Linked DNA regions of Mus musculus: all the other regions are linked to region 1. A link is a loop called in an ENCODE intact Hi-C map of the cell type or tissue named here. Cell type or tissue: left cerebral cortex. All regions are shown on one strand.

The links. Peaks named below come from ENCODE experiments on the same cell type or tissue, not always from the same donor. Only the 100,000 strongest peaks of a DNase experiment are listed, where the experiment ranks them.
Region 2: a loop joins it to region 1, with 2.9 times the contacts of the local background. A loop is called at or near these places in 2 of 42 quality-filtered maps.
Region 3: a loop joins it to region 1, with 2.0 times the contacts of the local background. A loop is called at or near these places in 3 of 42 quality-filtered maps.

What each region holds. Positions count from the first base shown.
Region 1 is chr11:52,869,979-52,877,978 of GRCm38, forward strand. The region is part of intron 3 of Fstl4 (follistatin-like 4); the gene reads left to right. Among named protein-coding and RNA genes, the nearest start is that of Fstl4, 110 kb to the left of the region's middle. RefSeq lists an enhancer at 7,046-8,000. In left cerebral cortex, no CTCF peak of the experiment used is centred here; DNase peaks (open chromatin) are centred at 3,097, 4,444, 6,113 and 6,293; H3K27ac peaks cover 440 bases.
Region 2 is chr11:52,789,872-52,797,871 of GRCm38, forward strand. The region is part of intron 2 of Fstl4 (follistatin-like 4); the gene reads left to right. Among named protein-coding and RNA genes, the nearest start is that of Fstl4, 29 kb to the left of the region's middle. In left cerebral cortex, no CTCF peak of the experiment used is centred here; a DNase peak (open chromatin) is centred at 4,662; H3K27ac peaks cover 586 bases.
Region 3 is chr11:52,433,071-52,441,070 of GRCm38, forward strand. No RefSeq gene overlaps it. Among named protein-coding and RNA genes, the nearest start is that of 9530068E07Rik, 41 kb to the left of the region's middle. In left cerebral cortex, a CTCF peak has its summit at 4,415; DNase peaks (open chromatin) are centred at 81, 455, 895, 1,054 and 1 more place; H3K27ac peaks cover 754 bases.

The DNA.
Region 1 (8,000 bases):
CACATGCGTTTCTGTTCTAAGCATTGCCCATTGGGATGAGGCAGGTTGTTATTTCTTCCTGAGGAACGCACTGGGAATGATTTTTGGATTTGGCCTAACACCTGTCCCCCAGTGGTCCAGAAGAACTTATGGGTCTCTAACTACTGAGACGGTGTGCTGACAGAGTCATTACGTGTGAATTCTGGTCAGACATCCTAGTTTCTAATTGTAGAGATCTGGGCAGATTTCTTAGCTTATAGTGTCTGGGTTTCTTCACCTTTTGAATTTCTCTTCCTCCAATTCTCACATCCATTGAAACTCTAGGATTTGAATCACAGTATTCATTTGAATAAACCTTAGCATGTTCCCCCACTTTCCCCCCACATCTACCAATTCTTACTTTCTATTATTGTCATTATTGTTACAAGTTTAGGGCCAAATAAATTTAAAAACAAAAACAACCTCTTAGTCTTTATTTTCAAAAAGTGTTGGCAGTTTCTTCACTCTGTAAGCAAGCACATTACTTATTTAGATTTTACCTCTTCCTTGCTGAGCTGCTTGGTCTGTGGAGGTTTCCCTTCCAGGTGTTCATTTTCTTCTCTTGGGTTCCGTTAATCATCTGTCCCCTGAAGTTCTGAATCAGGAGCACTTAAGTGTTATTTTAGCCCAAATGCTGCAGATCTAAGAATATAACAACACTTTTGTATACAAAGGACACCTCCCCTCCTATAACTCTTACATAGAATTATTTTCCCATTTGAATATAGATATCAGTCCATTGTCTTCCAGTGTTTTGTGTTCTGCAGTAGCAGTCTAAGGGAGCCCTGATTTTGTTCCTTCTGCAAAATAACAACACAATCTCTTTGTTCCTTTGTTTCCTTGCTAAATTGCTAGAACCACTTGTTCTTTCTTGTTGTTACTGAAGTGTTTTATTTGGATAAGTAAGTATGGGTTTATGTCACTCAACGTGTTCCACAATAACGAATGGAAAGAACCTTCCAATGGTGCTCTGCTCTTTAGGGAAGACATGTTCTTACTTGTGACATCTTTGCTCCTGCCTTGCCTGCCATCACAGTGAGGACAAGGACTCTCCTACCTGCCCCCATCTTCTCCTCTCTTTGCTGCATTTGGGGACAGCTTTGAGCAGTTGTCCTCTGTGTCACTGATCTAGTTTTGCCTGTGTCTAGGCTGTGCTTTAGTGGCTCCACAGCAATGGGCAATGACTATTGCATAAGAGCACTTGTGCCTCTTGCAGTGCTCCTTGCTCTCCAACCCTCCTCCCCCGTGCTACTCTCTCCGGCTCTGCTGTTTGTCCTCTTGTCTCTTCCTCCTCCCCTCAACAGATGTCTTCTCCCCAATCCATCCTCTCTCTCTCTCTCTCTCTCTCTCTCTCTCTCTCTCTCTCTCTCTCTCTCTCTCTCTCTTTAGTTTTTTGAGACAGGGTATCTCTGTGTAGCCCTGGCTGTCCTGGAACTAGCTCTGTAGACCAGGCTGGCCTTGAACTCACAGAGATCTGCCTGCCTCTGCTTCCCAAGTGCTAGGACTAAAAGTGAATACCACCACTGCAACATTCTCCACTGTGTTGGGGGTTCAGAAGTTTTCTTAACTTTTTCTTCAGATGCTAAAATAGATCACTTTCGGAAAGACTCATTGAGCTGGCATTTTCTTATTCTTTGAGCATGGAGTCTAGACCTACCCCCACCCTGTTCTTCTGCCTCAGGGCTTACTCCTGAAGGAAGAGATTCTCATTCATGTGGTCAAGGTGCATGGGCACCCTCAATCTTGCCCCCTAGACAACCAGGATGCCTACTGGGTTCATATTCGCTACCCTCCTTTCCATTGGCATTGGAATGGGACTTCTCTCTTAATGTGAGACTTTTCCAATGCTGTGAACAATAACAGTAGATCAAAAAAATGGTTCAACCCTAGTCTAGCTTGGTTAGCCAGTAAATTCACTGAGAGACTGCTTACAAGAACATGGAGGGGCCCAGTAATAGGAGTGTGGTTGACTCAAAGGAAACTACACTGATGAAAGGGCCTGAGCAAGACTCACGGGAGTAGCACTCCTGGTGCTCACTGTACCGCTTGCAGGCTGCTCCACTGGAAACCGTATTCTCTCCCTAGCAAGTATTTACTGCCCCTGTGGCCTAGAGCTGGGGTGCTTGTGAATCTTGTAACTTTCTGTGTTTCTGGAGTCTTAGGAACCTCTGTCCTCCCTCCAGGAGGAAATGTTTTAGTTTACAGGCAATGGATATGTGTTACCACATGCCATCCAATTTACCCAGGTGCATCCTTCCCTTGTCTCTTCCATGGGCACAGGACAGGTTACAGTTGACAGTGTCTCTTCATTGGCATGAATTCAGGGTGCTATTTCTTGTTCTAGGGGTGACTGTTGCTCTCTCTGACAAAAGAGTATCATGTAACCTTTGTTTGTATGAAATAACAAGTAATGGATATTTATGGAGAGAAAACCATTTCCATCCTGCTTGGGTCTAAATGATGAGAATGCATGTATACCAAGGAGCACCATGCTAATAGCTGGGGTGAAGCATCACCAAAACAAACTGACAGTTACAGAAGACAAGGAACAGAGGAGCAGGCCTCAGGGTGGAGGGAGAGGAGATGGTAGAAAACCTCAGTCAGGGCTTGGAGAGGCGCCTCAACAGTACGAGCATATACTGCTCTTGCAGAGGTCCTGAGTTGACGGTTCACAATCATCGGTGTAACTACAGCTTTAGGGGATCTGACACCCCCTTTTGGCCTCTATGGGCAACAGCATTCACATGTGTGCGTGCACATCACCTGAGATAAAAGTTGTATAAAACTACAGCTCACACACTTCCTGGCTTCACCTCTCATTCAAGCCTCCCCTTCTGGCAGCTCAGGCCATGGAAAATCCCTTGTAAAACCCACTGCTTTTCTTCCTGAGAAGATGGGCATTTCTAAATATATATATATGAGAGCCAATGTACACATTTATCTTTTAGTGGCATACGATACATAATTTATAATGCAGAGGACTGAAAAACACGCAAGCTGCCTCAAATATCACTCGCCATATGTAGAAGCATAATTGAATGACATGCATCCTAAAAATCTGCTGTGTGAAATTCTTTGAAAACGTACTCACATGATTGCGTTAAGTCCCCGCTTAAAAATAATCTGAAACATTGCACTGGGTTGTTGTTGAGTTTAAGCTCCAAGTCTCCAAATTGTTATGAGATTACAGGCCTTCGCAGAAGCCCGTAGATCCTTGGTAACACGCTTTGTTAATTACCAGCATTGTGTGTGTCTGTGATGCCCATTGAGGATCTAGAATAGATTAAGATTGAGGACAAGGAACGAGGCTGCTGTATTTGTGCGGTTCCCCCTTCTGCTCCTCAATGGCTGCCAACATTACAGTAGCTTTATCGCACCCAGAGCCCCTCTAAGGAAAACTGTCTCAGCCTCAGACCTAGCCGAAAATTATCTGTGTGCTCATCACGGAGCTTTGCTACAAGTTAGATTGCTCAGCAGAGAGAAGAGGGGACCCCGGTGGGAGTCATGGTGTGGTTCATTGATGCTGAGAAAAAAGCTGAGGCTGAGGCTGACATGGGCAGAGCAGGTCCCGCAGGCTTCAGACCCTGGAGAGACCAACAGCTCTGCTCAGCGTGAGTCCTCAGAGATGCCCTGCATGGACCTTATTGCCACCATCAGACACTGGGGGTGACTGTGGGGGGTAGCCTGAGGGAGCAGCAAGGTCAGCAGGGGCCTTACACAACAGCACGCGGCGGGCGGGAAGCTCTGACTTTGGGTAGAGCCATAATACTAGAACTAGAGCCAAAGTGGTTACTCCCAGGTTCCAGTGCTCAAACAGCTCCCCTGCCATGCGTGCTCATCCTGGCAGGGCACTGCTAGGCTCCATCTTCACTTCTCCTACCACATCCGTTCCAGCTACCAATGTACCCTCTGCCCCATCTCTTTACATCACAGCCTCTGAGTACCCAGGGCAGATGTTTTCTGTGTCCCCTCTGATACCTGGCTACCTCAAGACCATCCTTGGAGCTTCCTTTTAGTTTCAATTCTGGGAAAAAACTGGTTAAATTTGCCGTTTGGATTTTGGTTTTTGAAGTTTAATGTAAGACACTGATTCTAACTGGCTTTGCTCACTTTTGGTAATGTGTCACTAAAGAGTCTTTGAATTTTCCTCCCCTGCATAGAGAGTAAGCCCTGTTCCAGCTAGCTGGTTCACCATGGGCAGTCACGAGGCACAAAAATGGCTGCTTGAGCCATCCTTTAAGCTGATTCTGTCCCTGAGGTGGTTTTCCTTAGAGGGAACTGCAAATACGGTAGAAACTACTGTAATGTCTTCAACCACTGAGAGCACGGAGGAGCTCCACGCGAACATAGGAACCTTGTGTCTTGTCCTCGGCTTCTTCAAGTCTGTACCAAGGGTGCTCATGCGCGTCAGTGCAGGGTTCTTGGAATGCGGGGGAGCCATCACATCTGAGATGGTTTGAGTATGAAGTGCCCACACAGACACGTATGCTGATAGCTTGATTCCAAGCTGGTGGTGCCACTTTGGATGATTCTAGAAACCTTAGGAGATGTGGCTTAGCGAGAGAAAGTAGGTCACTGAGTGGGGGTTGTCCTTGAATATTTTTCCTTGGCCCTTCCTGTCTGCTTCTGCTTCCTGGATGCTATTTGATGAGTAAGCTCTTTCACCACACATTTCCTCCACCGCCATGCTCAGCCCAAGCCCACAAAGCCAAGTGACTGTGAACTGAACCCTCTGAAACAGTGAGCCTAAATAAGTCCCTCCTGCCCCGAGATGTTCCTGCTCAGTAGTCTCTCCCAGTGATAAGCAAGCTAATGCAGCATCCTACTCTAGGGACTCAAGCCCTTACAGGCCACTTACACTGCAAGAGATGCCAGCCTAGGTGGAGATGGTCCAGAGGAGCCTGAACTAAAGCTGGTTTGGCAAAGCATGAGGCATCCTTGACTATGAGACATTCTATGGTCATGCCGGAATTTTCAGGGATGCATACCAGGCTTAATCATCAAGATGACAGGTCACCTTGAACTGAACTGAGAGAAGACAAAGTAGCAAAAGTACAAATGGCTGAAACTGTTAGTGGCTTCTGGGAAGGTTTTCACCAACAGAGCTGTATAGACATCATTGTTGCTGGAGTGCTGGGTTTCCTGTCCTTGTCTCACGGAAGGGTCCTGTGGCCACAGGACTTCAAGTGTGGACTCCAACCCTAAAGCCAAGCCCATTCTGCTGACTCACCATAGATACTGGGGATCAGAACCATGTTTCTTCCTGCATGCCAGAAAGGTCTGTGTGGGGTCTGTGAAGATGGTATCCCTGGTAACGTGCTCTACATTTTGTTCCCATTTGCCTTTAAACTGTTCAGTTGTCCCCCAGTTCTCCTGGAGCAGGTGATAAAAATCTAGGCAGGAGCTGAGTCTGTAGTTTTCTCTCTGCTGGGAAAATTGATCTTGCAGTAAGCCTCAGGGAGGGCTGGGGACATTGCTGGGATGGGCCAGTAATGAACTCCCAAGTCATGCATTAATCACAGAGTGGACAGGAAGGTACCACCTGATACCATAAGCTACTACACCCTGACCTGGGAGTGCGCAGGCCCCATGCTCGGGGGGCGAGGGGGGGTTCAAAAGGTAATTTCTAATATAGTGATAAGCAAGGTCTCATGTGGCTGACTGTTGAGTCTTTGGGGGTTCATGGGCTCAGTGAATATGCAATGCTGTCAGGTGTCAGATTGCTTTGTGCCGGGCTCTCCCAGGTTTGCACTTTGGTGCAGGCTGTCCTCTGCTAGCTAGGAGCATTGGGAATTGGGAAACCAGGTTCCATTGCTCACTAGCTTAATGTCCTCACACAGATTAAATAAACCCATTGTGCCTCAGCGTTCCCGCTTGCAAGTAGGGACAGTACCCACCTTGTAGCCTCTTTGTGAGGATCTAAGGAGACAGTGTATATCTAGCTATCATGGCCCAGAGCCTACGTCCAGTGTCATAATTCGTAGGTTTGGGTAGGTAGACTGGAGCTTTTACCTCCTCTCTTGTCTGAATCATGGCATCCAGGACTTGTGCCAGACACTTGTCCCAAGAGCTCCATAGTCAGTGGATAAAATTATGACTCCCAAAGCGTCTGCCCAGCTTCTCAGCAGGCACAGCCAGGTCAAGGTCTTCAGCTGACAGACGATGCCGCGAGCAGACGTTGAGGCAGAGTGGGCACACTGGCTGAAGCCCTCACACTCGCTGATCTGTTCTCCGTGTACCGGTTTCTTGCTTTCATACGTAGGTGAGCCCATTATGTATAATGAAACACTCAGCATTTAGCAGTCAGGCAGCTGTTGTGGTCCTTGACTGAAGGACTCTGGTTATGAAATGTACCATTTCTGAGAGAAAGCAAGTGAGAACGCGAGCCTGGGACAAAAACACAACTCCTGGGCCAAGAGCTAAGACCGTTTCAGTGCCGAAGACTCCTGCTCAGCAGTCCTGGCCCTTTTCATGGGTTTCCTGGGGTGCCCTGGCACTGCCTGTGTGGTTCACTTCTTTGAAGGTTCTCAGAGCCCTGGGCCGGGGTGGGAGTGGGAGTGGGGCTGGGGGAGGGAGGGTGTAGGCCATGATGGCGGAACACCAGCACACATCTTCAGTAAAGAGGAGTGTATCTGCAGTGGCAGGGAGGGTACCCACACGGGGATGGCAGGTACAGGCTGCAGGGCAGCACCTACAGTGTGAAAGCCATGTTGGATGGCGTCTCTTCCTGCTGTCTGCTTTAATTTGAGACAGAGGGGGGCACTACCCACTTAGTTGGCAAACATGGATCCTGAGCTCCTTCAGAGAAGCCTTCTGGTTGACCTTAGGAAGTAGCCAAAGTGCCTGAATTTTTCCAGCCTTTTACAAGGGAATACCTTAAATAGAGCACTGGGCTGCTTTATTCATATTTATTAAAACAAAAACAACAACAAAAAAAACTTTAATATTTGTATTGCCTGATTGTCCTAAGCCTGCCTAATTTATTTTCGGTGAACCCTATTGCAATGTGTGTTGTTTGTTCAGCCACCTTGCCTGTCACTCCTCCTGCAAATATTTATCCAACAAATGCTTATCAAATGGCCTCACTTGTGCCAAACACTGTTTGGGGCCCTGGGATCAGAGATGGGGAAGTGAACTTGTTTTCAACCTGATTCTCAGCCCATCTCAATTCTCCGATGTTCAGCGATCCTTCTTCTCACAACCACGCACATAACAACACTGGGCAACTCAGCCCTTGCTTCTCAGCTAAGAGAACCATGATAAAGAGTGGTTCAAAGTGGCCATCAAGATGGCTCCCTCTCCGAGGGAATAATGTAGAGAAGTCTGACATGATTTTCAAGATGTGAGCACTGCTCTGCCATTTAGTTATTCATTCAGTTAATGCCCTCTGTGTGGGCATTCTCCAGGTCCCAGTAGATACATCCCCATTTACTGAAGAAACATGCTGGTGTCCTGCCCATCTTGTCCCTCACCTACCCTAGGCTTCTGGAATCTTCTAAGCAGAACTTCAGTGAGCTTTATTCAATCTCCAGGAACTACGTGATGGAAGGAAAAACAGACTTCCACAAGTCTCTGGAATTTCACACTCACGAGTGTGTGGGCACACATTGATATGATATGATATGATATGATATATACCATGAGTATGTATGAACTTTTGTATATATGCATATGTGAGTTATTGGGCCCATGAATTATCTGAACTCATGGGGGAATCAGAAACCAGAGCTTCGCTCTCCTCCCCTTCTTGTCCACCAAATTGAGTTTCCAGTCTGCTCTGCTCAACCCTTGAAATCTTATCTGTGGCTTTGTTCTTTCCTCTAGGACTGAGCTGTCGGCCTTTCAGGGTGACAGGTTGATAGAATCAAGTCATCTGGGCTAGTCAGGAAGCTAATAATGGCTTCTGCAACTCTTCTGTGTCTTTACTTCAACCCTGGCTCAAGGTCACCTGCTGTCAGACAGTTTTTCACCTCTGGCTTCAG
Region 2 (8,000 bases), 80 kb before region 1:
GAGACCATATCTCAAAACAAAACAAGCAAAAACAAAAAACTTCTCGGAGTGGGCAATATTTAATATAAGGTCTCTCTGTGATTTTGTGGGAACAGGTCTGTTTTTTTTTAAAAAAAGGAATAGTCAAGAGTTTGTCCCACAAGTCCAGTGGACAATTCACTTAACAAGTTCTTAGTATAATTTGATTCTCTAATGAAAATGGTGTGTTTGAATCCCTGGATCTCACACTGAGGATAGAAGATCTGTGGACCACAGGATGGGCAGATGCTGTCTATAGCTTGGCACAGGCGTGGCTGTGTGAGGTGAGAGAGTCTGCACAGGTTCTGCTGCCAGTGTCTCAGCCCGCCTGCCTCGTACTTGTGGAAATGACATTTGAGCGATGGCGGTCCCTTGGGTTGCTGTGTTACAGCCTCAGGCTGTGGACTGTTATGATAGTCTTGTGCACAGTGATTGCTTCTTCTAGGGAGACATGGGCTACTCTTCCCGTCAGAATGATCATTAGGTTTTAATTTGTTGGGTTGTCAGAGAGATACAGGTATCAAGTGCCTGTCGGCCCTCTCCGTGATCCTTCAGGAGTACTGTTCAGCCCTGATTGCTGAGAGGGTGGAGTGATGGATTGGAGAGCCTATCGATCGCAGACAGTTCAGGTTAGTGGTTTCTGTGCTGTAGCTGAGGTGGCTCTGCCTTTGCTGTGGAAGATGGTCTCTCATGTAGAACTAGCCTCTCTTCTTAAAGTGAAAGCAAAAACATTACTGAATAAAGCTTTATGGATATCTACAAGTTAAAATCACAGAATCTTTCTATTCTATCATCTAATATGTGTGTGTGCCTGCCTATTTATTATTATCTATTTATCTATCTATGCCATCCATCTATCCATCCATCCATACCCATCCATCCATCCATCCATCCATCCATCCATCCATCCATCCATCCATCTATGTCTGCCTGCCTATCTATCTATCTATCTATCTATCTATCTATCTATCTATCTATCTATCTATCTATCTATCTTTCCTGTGAGCCTGAGGAAGTTAGGGCCTCACACATGCTAGGCATATGGGTTACCAGAGTCCCACTGTTGTTATTCTCTTGAGACATGTCTTTTTACATAACCCTGGCTATCCTGAAACTTGCTGTGTAGACTAGACTTACCTTCAACTCATAGAGATCTCCTGTCTCAGCCTCCTGAGTGCTGGGATTAAAGGCACACACTACTTACTACACCTGGCTTAGTTTTTGAGATACACTCTTCCTAGGTTGCTTAGGCTGACCTCAAACTCAACTGCATGAGGCTCAGCCCCAACCTCCACACCACAGAAAGTATGCTCATGTGTATGTGGATGCATGTGGAAATCCATACATGTGCATGAAGAGACCATAGGTTGATGTCAAGTATGTCACTTAACCACTCTCATCTTGTGTTGAGTCAGGGTCTCTCATTTGAACCCAGAGCTCACTGACTTGGCTAGGCTAGCCAGCCTGATCCTCTATCTCGGCTGCCCATGTGCCGGGATTATAGACTGGCTGCCATGCTCGCCCAGCACTGGATCTGATCTCTGGTCCTTACACTCGCACACTTTACCCACTGCGCCATCTCCTCAGCCCTCTGCTACTTTTGAATGAGAAAGCAGCATCCAGATCACCTTTCCCCCAGAGGCCTGACAGCTGCCCATGTTCCCTTTCTTTCTGATTCTGGAAACATCACAGATCACACTCTCTTTAGCGTGACATCTTCCCCTTTCCCTGATCAGTCAGAAATCTCTCAACAGAACGTCTCCAGAGTTTGCCGTCGTTTCTGAAATTTCTCCCACTTTTATCTTGGCTGGGCAGTGTCTCCCATTGAACAGAAAAGGAAATGGGATCAAGAGTCATCTGGGTGGCTCCCTCAGGAGCGCAGCCAACATAGCAGCTGCTAATCAAATCAGATCTCTGACCCATCAGAGACTTTGGTGGCCCAAGTAACTGCCCAGTTGTTTTTTTTTTTAATCGAGCTAGCAAAATTGATATTCCCAGGTGTGCAGTCTGGAATGCTATTCATGGGCTTATCACTTTAATAATTTTTAATAGTAAAGTCAGAAAATTACCTCACCAGTAAAGAGACTACTTTGATTTAAAAAAAAAAAATCAGGACTGGAGAGATGGCTCATTGGTTAAGAGCACCGACTGTTCTTCCAGAGGTCCTGAGTTCAATTCCCAGTAACCGCATGGTGGCTCACAACCATCTGTAATAAGATTGGCCCTCCTCTGGTATGTCTGAAGATAGCTACAGTGTACTTATATATAATAAATAAATCTTTAAAAAAATCAGATGGACATGATTTTGGGGGGGGGGTAAGGGGGTGAATGAGTAGAGGGTTTCATGTAGCCCAGGATGGCCTCAAACTCTCTATATAGCTAAGAAGGACCCTGAGCTCCTGCTTCCCTCTTCTCTACCTCCCAAGTGCTGGGACTGTGGTCACTCACCATCACAGCCAGCTTACGTGGTGCTGGGGATGGAACCTGGAATTGAGCTACTTCTCTCTCCCACTGTCTCCCTGTGTCTGTCTGTGTGTCTCTGCCCCCATCCCCGCACGCTGTGTGTGTGTGTGTGTGTGTGTGTGTGTGTGTGTGTGTGAAGCCTCCCTTCAAATTCTCTGGCTTAGTTATTTTAGCCTTTCCACTGTTTTGTGAACTCAGGTTTCTTTACATAGGTCTACTTGTCGTTAGACAGGAACTAGAAGGTGCACAGAATTTGTTCACCTTCCTACTTGTGTTTTAGCTAAGTGTAATCCCACTTTCTCTGTCCATGTAGACAGGCTCAGCTTTTCCCCTTTGGTCCTTGCGCTCCTGTGGTAGTATGTAAGCAAGACAGGGCTCATCAGCCCAGGCAGCCTGTGGGCAGGGTTGATGGACAGGTGCCAGGACCAATGATGTGAGTCAAAACTCCCTCAGCTACCCCAGCATCTTCATGTCTCTTCCACGGGCCAGCTTCACCTTTCCATTTTGACCTGACTTTAAGGCGGGGCCACAGGAATTCCCACAAGGCTCCCTAACTCCAGAGAGCCCCTGTGACCCTGTTCCTTGTGAAGAAGAAGGTGAGCTCTGAATCCTCCCCTCACTGATATCTCAGTTGCCCCATGGCTTGGCACTTCTTTGGATACTTGAGTAGGCTCTATATGAGTGGAGAAGGCAGGAGACGTCCACTTTCTCTCTTAGAAAAAAAGTCCTCATATACTCATCTATATGTCTGTCTGTCTGTGCTGGGTAGTTTTATGTCAGTTTTATACAAGCTGAAGTCATCTGAGAGAAGGAACACCAGTTAAGAAAATGCCTTCATAAGATCGGGCTGCAGGCAAGTCTGTAAGGTACTTGCTTAATTAGTGATTGATGGGGGAGGGTTCAGCCCATGTAGGTGGGGCCATACCTGGGCTGGTGGTCCTGAGTTTTATAAGAAAGCGGGTTGAGTAAGCCTCATGAAGAAAGCCAGTACATAGTACCCTTCTGTGGCTTCTGGATTAGCTCCTGTCTCCAGGTTCCTGCCATGTTTGAGTTTCTGCCCTCATTGCTTTTGATGATGAACTGTTACATGGAACTGTGAGTAAAAGAAATCCTTTCTTCCCCGTTGGTCATGGTTTCTCATCACAGCAATAGGAACCCCAAGATTGACTCTCTCTATCTGTCTGTCTATCTGTCTGTCTATCTGTCTGTCTATCTGTCCGTCTATCTATCTATCTATCTATCTATCTATCTATCTATCTATCTATCTATTTCCCTTGCCTTGCTCCCTCCATCCCTTCCTGCCTCTCTCCTTCCCTCTCCCCTCCCTCTCTCTGTTTCATGTTTACCTCCTTCCCCATCATCTCTATCCCTACCCATCTTCTTGCCTATTATCTACTTACCTACATATTATGTCTGTCTGCCTATTTTCTAGTTAGCTACTTACCAACTTATCTACCTATTATCTAATTACCTATCTATCCATCTATTATTTCTATAGCTCCTTACCTATTATCTATCTGTCTGTCTATCTATCTAGTCTGCCTGTCTGCTGTCTGTCTGTCTGTCTGTCTGTCTGTCTATCCATCTAGTCTGCCTGTCTGTCTGTCTGTCTAGCACATTGTGTGTGTGTGTGTGTGTCACATGTGTGTGAGCATGCAGGCCAGTCACATGTCTTCCTCTATCACTCTTCACCTTATTTCCTGAGATAGGCTTTCTCTCTGAACCTGGAGTTCACCATCTCAGCTAGACTGGCTGGCCAGTGAGACACCATGTTCACCTGTCTGCAACCCACCAGTGCTGAGATTAAAGATACATATCACCATACCTGCCTTTAAGATGGCTGTCATGGCTTTGGACCCAGGTCCTTATGCTTGTTCAGCCAGCTTATGCCCCACTAAGGCATCTTCTCAGCCGCTCCCGCCTTCTTGATTCTTTAGCTTGGCTCTCAAGCTAATCTCCAGTTTAGAGATAACTTTCCAACCTTCTCTATCACCTGGCTCTGAAGCTTCAGACACACGTGCTGGGAAGCCTCCCAGTGCAATGGCTTTCCTTCTGCCTGTAGTTCAGCCACCCAGAGGAGAGAGATCCTACAAAATGCTTGTGCCTGCTCAGTGAGTGGGAGCCAGTCTTGGAACACACGCCACACAAGACACTGCTTTATTTAGCTGTCTGCTGTCAGTCCAGGAGGAGATTTTAATTGCAGAATGGTGTCTTGCTAGTGAAAAATGAAAGAGGTTGGAGTGGAGTTTTTAAAATTCAAATGAATCTGTGGAGGAGGTGCAAGGATGCTTGCTAACGCAGCCTCGGTTTTCAGAGCATCTCTGTTAGGAGAAACTGGATGTTGGAGTCTCATCAGCGAAAGGGCTGTCTGTCTCCTCTAGACATGGTGGTTCAGAAACTGAGAAAGTAAGTTTCCTTTTGTAGTATCCTCTGGAAGTTAAGGTCTGAGCAAAGATAATGCCAGAAGCTTCCTCAGTCCCTCTGTGGCTGGGTAGAGGAGCTGTCATGGGAGACAGCATCAGAACATGGACACTGGGACCCTTGAAGTAGCAGCCTGTCCATGACAGACTACCCTCTACTAATCTGCATATGCTGGCCAGTGGGCTCCAGCTGGCCTCCCAGAACAGCACTTTTTAGTTGAAAGTTCTTGTCATATCCACATAGTCTACATTTTCTCAGAAATCATTGCATCCCGTAATACTCTTTCCTCTAACTAGGCATGGTTGGAAACATGGCCAGGGACTCACAACTATCGTCAGAGGAAGGCGCTACCTGCCTTCTCCTGAGAATTGGAGGTACTTTGTTCAAACACTATAGACAGCCCTCAAACTCTGCCTGCCTGCCTGTCTGTCTGTCTGTCTGTCTCTCTCTCTCTCCCTCTCTCTCTCTCCCTCCCCCCCCTCTCTCTCTCTCGTATCAGGGAACTTCTAGATTAGGAAAAATATTACTCAGCACTCACATTATATTGATTTAAAAATAAAGATTATGCTGTTCAACTGCACAGTAAAACTACAGCTTTTTGAAATGGTAATTTCTTTTTACTTAAGCTCTTCTACATTATAGTGGAGATAATGGATTCAGGAAGGTACAACGAGGAATAAAGCCGTTGTATTGTATTGGTTAAATGACATTTAGAATGATTTGGCTGTCAGATTCATAGAAAGGTTATGAACAGTGAATGAAAAATCTAAAATTAATTCCCTACTTCAAGAAAGTGTGATTTATACCACAATAAAATTAGATTTTTAGTTAAAGAAATTTAGTCATTAAGAAAGGCCCGTGTGCTCACTCTCATTTATAACCATCTGGCTTGATGCTTTCCGCAGAAAACCATTTCTTCCCTTGCTGAGGCATCCAGGGCCCCCAGTGTCACACGCATCGACGGATTGACTTCTGTATGTTTCCTCGCTTCTAGGGGTTGTTCTCTCAAGGACTGGAAAGACAGAACCTGATTTACCCTCTATCATCAGAAAGGCATTGAACTTCTCTGCTTCTTCAAAATGGTCTTTTCTGTACTTCTGGGTTATTTTCAGTCACGGTCAAGACTAACTTTGGAGACCTCTGTGCCAAATACCCACTAAGCAAGGCTCAGACTCACTATCATTTGCTTCAACACTAGTCTATGGGAATGTTCTGTCCCTGCCTAGATTTCATAGATACATAAACTGAAGCCTAGTAAACTTAAATGATTTAATGAAGGAGACATGTGTGCGTTTGGGGGGGGGGCATCTGGTAGGGACAAGCTTGGAGCCATCTGATGTCAAAGCACAGCTCTTCACTTGTATCATATTTTCAGCAGCATTTGTGGGTTACTTATTTTGCTAACTCAGTGGTGTGGTATTTCAGATGCTGGTGTGGAGCTCTGCCTGGGCCACTTCCTTCATGCGTGCTCATCAACAGAGCATAGTCTTCTTCTCGGTAGAACTGACATTGAGAATACTCTAGACTGGGTTATCCGTAAAGAACAGAGATTTGCATCATCCAGTTCTGGAGACAGATATCCAAGAACATGGCACCAATATCTCGAGTGAGCTTTTGTGCTATATCAAAGAATGGTAGACGGCATCACACAGTAAAGACACGCACACGTATGTCCACCAGAGAGAAACTCAACCCGAGTTATTCTTTATCTAGGGATCCATTCCAGGAATAACTAGTCTGTCCCTCTGACAACACCCTTAGTCCGTGACTTCCTCACCCCAAGGTTCCAGCTGTTCACCCTGTTAGAGGGGTAATTAAGTTTCAATTTGTTTTGGAAGGGACATACAAAGAGTTTTCCTCCTCTTCTGTCTTAGATACTGTATAATTTAGAGATTGAACTTTTTTTCCCTCAGTTCAGCAAACCTCCCATGTGTACTCTGTGTAATGTCTTATATTTTTAATTTCAACACTCGGATATCAGATATATAGCAGAGTGTACATTTCCTGAGTGAAGAACTCAATTAATTATGACAAAGTAAACAGGTCTGCGTGACTGGCACCAAAAACATGACATGGAACATTCTGAGCACCCCAGAACCACCCCCAGTCCCCGGGTCCCTCTCATCCCCCCCCCAAAGGTTACCACTAATCACCAGATGACTTGTTTCTAGAATTCAAAGGATACATACTGTTACCATCTTACAATTGCCCTCTTCCTTCCTTCACCCTTGGCTCCCGAGGCTTACCCAGATCTTTCTAGTATGCAGAAGTCTGTTCTTACGCATTGCTGTCAGGTTTCCATTGGGAAATTGTGCCATGGTTTTTGGTTATCACACAACAAGCTGCGAGCCACAATAAACTTGCCTTTTGGTCTTTATACGCACATACTTCCTGTTCTTTCTCTCCAGCCCCCATTTATTTTTTTAAATGTAAGACTCTGAAATCCTTTTCTGTGCTTAATCTAGTTCATCCCCTCTTGAACTTCTTGGTATGAAGGAGTTGTGAACTTGAAGAGTTATTATGATCACTAATTGTCCTGTATGCCCTTTTCTTTACTGAAATTTTATGTACAGCATATTTGGATGATTTTTCCCTTCCCCTAGGCCTTCCTCACCTCCCTACCTAACCAGCTTTATATTCTCTCTCTACATCTTTCCCTCAAAACCAAACAACACCACCCCCAAACAAAGCTCAAAACAAATAACCCCGATAAATCCACAAGTACCAAAACAAAGCCAAGCAAAAAGCTCACCAAAGTTTGTTTTGTGTTCTTGTTGTGTTGCGTGCCTTGGTGTGGGCTTGTCTTGGAGTGTGGTCAATAGCCCCAGGGCACTCTACTGTGGAAAACTGATTTTGCTTTTGCCAACAGGTATCAACCGCAAATAGCTTCTTGGTTAGGGGTGAGCCTTGGTGTCAACTTCCCTTGTCAGTGCTAAGACACTGTCTGACTTGAACCTGTGGGTCTTGTGTGTACTGTCATAGTCTTTGCAAGCTCATGTGTGCGTTAGTCCTGCTGTGGCTGGAAGACGGTTTCTATGGAGTCATCTATTGCCACTGGCTCTCACACTCTTTCCACCTGTTCTGCTGGACAGCTGGCT
Region 3 (8,000 bases), 440 kb before region 1:
TCTACAGTTCCCTCCCATTCAGTGGGATGCTGAACACATTACCTATAGCTCTCATCCAAATCTGCTCACAGCCCCTGTCAGGTGACACCATTCCTGCCCATGGATGGAACAGGGGCGAACACACAGAGGCTAATTAATTGCTTAAGATTTTGGAGTCTACAAATGTCAATGCTGGAACTTAGAAACAAAATAAACAAACAGCCCAGCACAGTGTGAGATAAACAAGGCCATCTGGAGTGGGCTGACTCTATGTCTTGGGTGGGAGGGTGGGGCTTTGTTCCCATAGCTCACTCTTTCTTTTTGGACTTCTTCATACACGCCATCTTTTGGGTGGGTGTTCTGAACGCTTCCAATTCAGGACTGTTGCACCTAACACTTCCTCTGCGTGTGTTTAGCTCCTGTCCACCTCCACCTGCTACATCTGCAGTGGTGAGAAGAGAAATTCAAAATGTCATTGGAACCAGGGACAGAGCATCTTCTGGAGGAGGGGCTTGCTGTGACTCACAGCTGGGCTTTAAGCCACTGGAATGTTTCTCCTGGCAAGAGATTGCTGTAGCATCGGAACGTTTTGAGCCGCAGGCCTTGCTCGAGTAGCCCCAGAAAAGAGCCTGTGTCATGTGGTCTACTTTGGAGGGTTCTTGTCCCAGTTAGGGTTTCTATTATGTAGTGAAACACCATCACCATGCCCAAAAAAAAAAAAAAAAAAAAAAAAAAAAAAAAAAAAGAAATGAAAAGAAAACAAATCTTGGGGAAGAAAGGGTTTATTTGGCTTACACTTCCACATCACTGGTCATCATCAAAGGACATCAGGCAGGAACTCAAATAGGGCAGGGACCTAGAGGCAGGAGCTGATGGAGAGGCCATGGGGGTGTGTGTACTGCTAACTGGCTTGCTCCCCATGGCTTGCTCAGCCTGCTTTCTTACAGAACCGGGAACATCCAGCCCAGGGATGGCCCCACCCACAAGGGGCTGGCCCCTTCCATCAAATCACTAATTAAGAAAATGCCCTACAGGCTTACCTATGTGGAAATCTTACGAAGGCATTTTCTCAACTGAGGCTCCCTCTTTGATGGCTCTAGCTTGTGTCTAGCCAGCATAGTTCTCATTGTCTCCCAGAGGAGCAGAGATGCCATGAGGAGTCTGGCATGTGGGAGGGTCAAATCCTGTCACCACAGTAATTTGGCTCTTGGCAGTTCCAGCAGCTGGTGAAGTTTCTGTCCATCTTTCCAGATGTTCTCCCTCCTGCTAAAGCTGAGAGATCGATGAAGGAGGGGCAGAGTGAACTGCAATGCTGAGAAGCGTCTCAGGGTAAGAGGTGCTGTGAGTTGGTGATGTCACTGTGAAAGAGAAAGGCCCAATTCCTAATGCTTTAGACTGTGACCTTGTTAGAGATAGGGTCTTGGCTACTGCAGTTCATTAAAACAAAGTGGGGCTGGATGAGGGTCAACCTGCATCAGTGACCACGTCATGGGAAGGTCATGGCAAATGGGGGTAGCTGGGAGTTGTAGTTTGAATGTGAAATGTCCCCCATATGTTTAAATACTTGGTCCCCAGTTGGTGGTGCTGTCCTGAAAGGTTGTGGAACCTTCAGCAGGTGGAGGAAGAGAGTCACTGGGGGTGGACCTTGGCGTTTTATAAACTGGACTCAATTCTTGTTTACTCCTTGCCTCCTGATGGAAGAGATTATTACTACTACGCCCATGAAAGACTGTGGGCTAAAATAAACCCTTCCTCCCATAGGTTGTTTCTTGGTAGGTGTTTATTTGGTTACAGCAATGAGAATAGTAGCTAATGCAGGAGTGTCTGAGCTGAGGGTTGCTGGTTGTACCAGTAGCTAGGTGGCAGGGGAGGATGGCTGGCCATATTGGAAGCGAGGTGTCAGAGGAAGATGGTCCTTACTGGAAGCTGGGTGGTGAGTGACAACGGACTCCATCTGGGATTTTATTGGCATCTTGACTTGGGACTTAGCATCCAGATTCCAGTTGATTAAAGCCTCCTAGTTTCTGGGCACTAATACAGGGTAAGTGGTGCTTGGCCCGAGCTGAGACACCAGACTCCCATCCTTGGAGGATGGGGATGCGGTCTCAGGGATGAAGGAAGTGTTAGAGTTTTCTACCCAAAACTTAGAGTGCAAAATAACGATTGAATGCCTGACTCTAAGTAGGCAGGCACCCCAGGCAGTCTTGCTGGGTGGTCCTCCAGTTCTTCATATCTGTAGCTTGCATAGGTCCCCGGGCTCAGCTGGAATTTGAGGGTCTTTGTATGTCCAAACCTGAGAATATAAAGTGACTTTCATTAAATTACCTTAAAAAGATCTTTACTGGAATTTCAAGTCCATCGATTGGTACGAGGGTCTCTATATCACTCTCTGCTAGTCCTTGTATTTCTATTTTAATCAGAAAGCAAAATTAATCTGAGAGCTGTTGAGTCTGGGAATCCCCAGTTCCCACACCCTTGGCTTTCTCCTTCCCTCCTGAAGTGAATTTGAAGCCACGAACTGTGGGCAAAGGGGAGCGAGCCTCCGTTATTTGTGATCCCGGGCTGGGTCATGGTGATCCGGAGCTGTCACCAGCATGGCCTCCTCTGGTGTAGGACATAGTTGATGGGGACCTTGTCCTTCCTCAAGCTACAGTGCAAGTGACCTGCCTATGACTCAAAGCTGTTGTGTTCCCTCTTCTCATCTGTCATTCAAACATCCCTCACTCCTCTCTGGAGTGGAGACCTTGGTGTTGACATCCATGTGTTTACTTGTGTGTGTGTGCTCAGAATGTCTTTGGATCATAAGCTCCAGGAGGACAGAAGTTCTGTCCCTTATATCCACAACATAGCCCCTCCCCCCAGACATGCCTAGGTCAGGGTGAGAGGCACAAAATACTGATCAAATCAATAAGCCAGAAAAAAAAAAAAAAGGTTGTTGCTTTAAGGAGACACAGGCTGACGGTGTGGAGGAAGACAGTGAAGCTTTTTTTTCACTTGAAAGAAAAAATAATCCAGCCGTACGTGGGGGCTCACAGCATTTGGGAGAGTGAGGCTGGATCATCGAGAGTTAGAGGCTGCAGAAGCGGGCTCTTTTTAAAAATCCAAAACTATTTAATTTTTTGTTAGCATATTTATTTGTGTGTGTGAGAGAGAGTTTGTGAGTGTGTGTGAGTGTATGTGAGTGAGTGTGTGTGAATTTGTGAGTGTGTGCGAGTGTGTGTGTGAGTTTGTGAGTGTGTGTGCACACACATCCGTGGCACAGTACATATATGGTGGTCAAGAACACCTTGCCGGAGTTGGTTCTTTCCGATCCAGTGCATTTGGGAATCGAACTCAGATCTTTAGTCTTGGTGGCAAGCTCCCATACCTGCTGAGCCATCTTACTGATCTCCACTGACTTCCTTGTGTCCTTTATTGTCTTTTAATTTAAGATCTTCAAAGCCAGCCTCCCCCTCTTTATCCTGGTATTAACCTTCCCACAGTGGATAACTTGGATGTCATGGTTTCTTCCTTTCAGCAAAAGCCCCATGTCGGTCACCATTCCCAGCCCATGATATTAAGGAGGGGAGGACCTGGTTGGAAACCAGAGAGTAACAGCATGAGCTCCGGCCATAGTCTGTCTGGACTCCGGTTCTTCATGGTTTTGGGAAGGCTGTTTGGGACTGTTAATCATCACTGTCAGCCTGACTGGAGTTTGAATCACCTTTGGAAACACTCTTTTGGCTTCTTCTCTGAGTATTTCTAGAAAGGTTTAGACGAAGAGGGAAGACACCCTGAATGTCACTGGCACCTTCTCCAGAGCTTGGATCATGATCTGAATAAAAAGAACCGGTTGAGCTGGGCTCCAGCGTTCATCCCTGTTTCCTTCACGAGGGCACAGTGTGACTGGCTGCCTCCCATCCTTGTTGCTGTGCTTCTCTCCAGGAACTGCACTCAGACAGAGTAGACCTTTCCTTCCTTAAGCTGCTTTTGCCAGGTGTCTTGTTACAAACAGAAACCATGAGTAAATTACTAATACAGCCCCACACGGGAGGTAGAGACAGGCGGGATCGCAGTGAGTTTGAGGCCAGGCTGGTCTGCATAGAGCGTTCCAGGCTAGTCAGGGTTACATAGTGAGACCCTATCATAAGCAAACTAATCCACCCACCCACAAAACACAGCTCCCTAGGCGACAGGTGCTGAGGGAGCACGCTGAGGAGGGAGCTGACTCCTGTAGCCATGGAACTTCTCCAGGAGCCCATTGGAGCAGCGGCAGATCTTTAGGTTCCCGCCCACGTTCCCGCCCACAGCTCCCAAGGCCTGACTGCTTTACCTTCTCCCTGCAGGTTCACCCCACACTTGTTTGATGCTTCTCCAAAGAGCTCCGTCTGCTTCCCTCACCACTCCTGACAGGTGGCTAACACAGCTCTCAGGGACGCCTCCAAACACCAGGCGGCACCTTCCACAGAACTGAGTAGGCTTTTGTGTCTCCCAGTCCTTATTTGCTACAGTCGCAGACATTTGTATGGAAGCAGAATCTATGTCTATAAAGAGCTCATCTGCATGGGCTGCCTTGTAAGCAGGCGCTGGGGGACAATCTGCTTGGCCCTGGCACCCACTCACGTGGCTCTGTGGCTCCCCACACACGGCCCCTCCAGCCTTTGGGCATCTTCCAGCTGGGATTTATGGCCCAAGTGGGTCTCCTTGGGTAACAGAACATCTGCATCAACATTGTACCACTGTGCTTTGTTGCCAAGCATATATCCAGACCTGAGCCGGCCCTCCCTAGTCTGTGAGTTTGTATGGTGATATTCTTGGGGGGCAGGGAGATCTTGTTGGCTGGCGACTATAGACAGGCTAACAGAAATATAGATGAGCCCGGCGGCAAAGGACATCAAGAGAGAGGGCCAAAACCTGAGTGTGGCATAAATGTAAACGCTTCGTGGCCCATCTCCTACGTCATACAGTTATCAAGTACTCTCCTTTGCATCTGGTGTTTCCAGGAGGCTGCAGCACACTGAATGCCGTGCAGAGTCCAGTGCTGACTTCTGGCCTCTTTACATGGCGATAGTGGGAAGATTAGCTGAGCTCATGAGGATTGTACCCTCGGGCCAGGGACAGTGCTCTCTAAGAGGAGAAACCAGAGCCCCCCCCCCCCCTCAAAGGTGAGAGGAAATGGCATGTGGCTTCCTGCAAGCCCGGAAAACCTCTTAAGAGCTGCCTTGTTGGCACTGTGACCCTAGGCTTGCAGCTTACAGGACGGTGAGAAATCAAGCTTTTGTTGAAACCCTTGGTCTGGTGCTTTGCTATGTATGACAGTCTGAGCTGACCAAGGTAGTGGGAAGCTCTGTGTCCCAAGGACCCTGCTGTGCACCAGTGGGCAGTGGGCAGGAGATTCTAAAGAAGGCCATTCTGGGAAGGGACACCCAGATGGCTTCCATCCTGAAGATGGGGGCTCTCTATGTCATGTGGTTCAGAGCAGACTTGCTTTGGAACTCCCTCTTCATCTTTATAGAAGGTGGTGTCCCAGGTGCAGACTAGATCCTGGCATGGCCACATCAGCAAGTGACAAGTGAACACTGTGGGTTGGAGACTGCACTTTGACAGGCACGGTCTAAGTGCTGGGAAATGGTGTGAACCAACTGGCCATCCCCAGGGAATCCACATCCTAGTGGAAGAAGGAAGACAGTGACCACGCAAAGGTGAAGTGACTGGGCCCATGAGGTGGCTTAGTGAGTAAAGGTGCTGGCAGCCAGGCCTGTGACCTGAGTCCGTTCCCTGGGGATCCACATGGTGGAAGGAGAGAACTGAATTCTGCAAATTGTCCTCTGACTCCTCCATCCCCACCAAGAAAAAAAAAAGTGTCAAAATTTATAAAAATCAATTGAGCAAAAGGTAAGGTATATTAGAAAGTTATGAATATGTATTAATTTTTCTCATTACTGTGACCAAATACCTGACTCAGGTGGAAGGGTTTACAGTTATTCTGGTTTACACTTCAGGGGAAGTAGAGTCCATCGTGTGGCAAGACACGGGGCAGGAGCCTGAGGTCCCACGGTGTCTACAGTCAGTAAGGAAAGGACAGACAGGAAGTGGGGCCACACCATCATCCCAGGTGATTCACTTAATCCTAAAAACTTCTACGATTCAGAACGGCACTGCCTGTTGGGTGCCTACCAGTACCGTTCACAATCAAACAACAGAATGGTTGGGACCAAAAGCTGAAGTTTGGTAGAACTCATGTTGGGGAACAATAAAATATGGAAGCCAGATGATCAAAAAGGCAGGTTTTGTTTGTTTGTTTGTTTGTTTGTTTTGTTTTTTTGTTTTTAATTGTCAAATTGACAGTCTTGAGTTATCTGGGAAGCACAGAGTCTCAATGGTCATTGCCTAGATTAGGCTGACCTGTTGGTAAGTTTGTGGGAAGACACTGTGGATGGCACCATTCCCTAGGCAGGGCATCCTGGATTGTATAGCGTAGATGTGTTAGTTAGGGCTACAATGGCTCTGACGAAACATCATGATCAAAGCAACTTGGGGAGGGAAGAGTTTATTTCATATCACAGTTCATCGTCAAAGGAAGTCAAGATGAGAACTCAAGCAGGTTAGGAACCTGGAAGCAGGAGCTGATGTTCATGGAGGGGTGCTGCTTACTGGCTTGCTCCCCATGGCTTGCTTGGCTTGCTTTCTTATAGAACCCAGGACCACCAGTGCAGGGATGGCCCCACCCACAATGGGCTGGGCCCTACCCCATTACTAATGCCTCATAGCTGGATCTTATGGATCTTTCCAGTTGAGGTTCCCTCCTGTCAGATAACTCTAGCTGGTGTCAAGTTGACACACACCTACCCAGCAGCTGGTTTTCCTAATATTTATTTATTTATTTATTTATTTATAACTTTGTATGGATTCTTTGTGGATTTCACATCATGCACCCTAATCCCACTCAACCCCCTGCCCCTTCATATCTGCCCTCCACCCTTGTAACCTCCCCAATGGGCAGAGTCTTAGAAAAGGGGATGGAAGGGTTAGAGGGGTTAGACAAACAAATGTCTGATCAGGAGTAAGCAGGGTGATAGGAGAGAGAGAGACAGACAGACAGACAGAGAGAGAGACAGAGAGAGATGATGACTTTCAGGAGTCTGTTCTTTTCTTCCACCTTGTGGGTCACTCAGGTCATAAGGTTTGGTGACAAAAATTTTACCTGTATTGTCATCTCCCTAGTCCATATCCTGACTCTTAATCTCTTTCTTTATTTACATTTTTTTTGCGATAGTGTTTCCTGTATCCCAGGTTGACCTTAAACTCACTCTGTAACCAAAGATATCCTCAAACTACCAATCGTCCTGTCTCCACACCCCAAGTGCTGGGATTCCAGGTGTATCTTACCTCACTTGGCTTATACGCTTGCTTTTAAAGGACATTTTTTTTTCTTCAGGCTTTGAAGGTACTTCATTTATTAGTCCTTCAGTTACGCATCCTGTTTAACCACATTATAATTTTCACAGTTATTCATTTGCCTTTCATTTCCTGCAGTGACAGACCTTTCCTCTGACGCATGAAACGTGTTATTGCTGTAAATACAAACAGTAGTCACAAACAGACAGCATGCAGACCCACTCCTGACAGCAATGGCTCCCTCTGTCTGAGGCTGGATGGTCCCAAATCAAAAGCAGGAGCTTAGCTTGTCCCCAAGGAAGAAGGAGGAGGGAGAATAGGTCAGAAGCCCCCAGACGGTGCTGAAAGAGGCAGGAGAGCTGCCCTTGGTGACAGGTGACAATTGGCTTCTGTACCTTATGTTTCTCTTGACCCAGACCCCACAGCCTGAGCACCTGCTTGGCTCAGAGGCTGAGGAAGATGGCTGGCTGGTTCCTTGCCTCAGTGGGACAGTGTGGTCAGGAGGCCGGAGCTGTGGACAGGTGTGGATAATGTCTTCCCTAGGGGACAGGCAGGGATGAGGCAGTCTTGGAAGAGAGGGACAGATGGGCAGTGTCCAGTCCCAAGCCTTTTACCGCTTCCATCCTGGCCAGATAGAGCAGGAT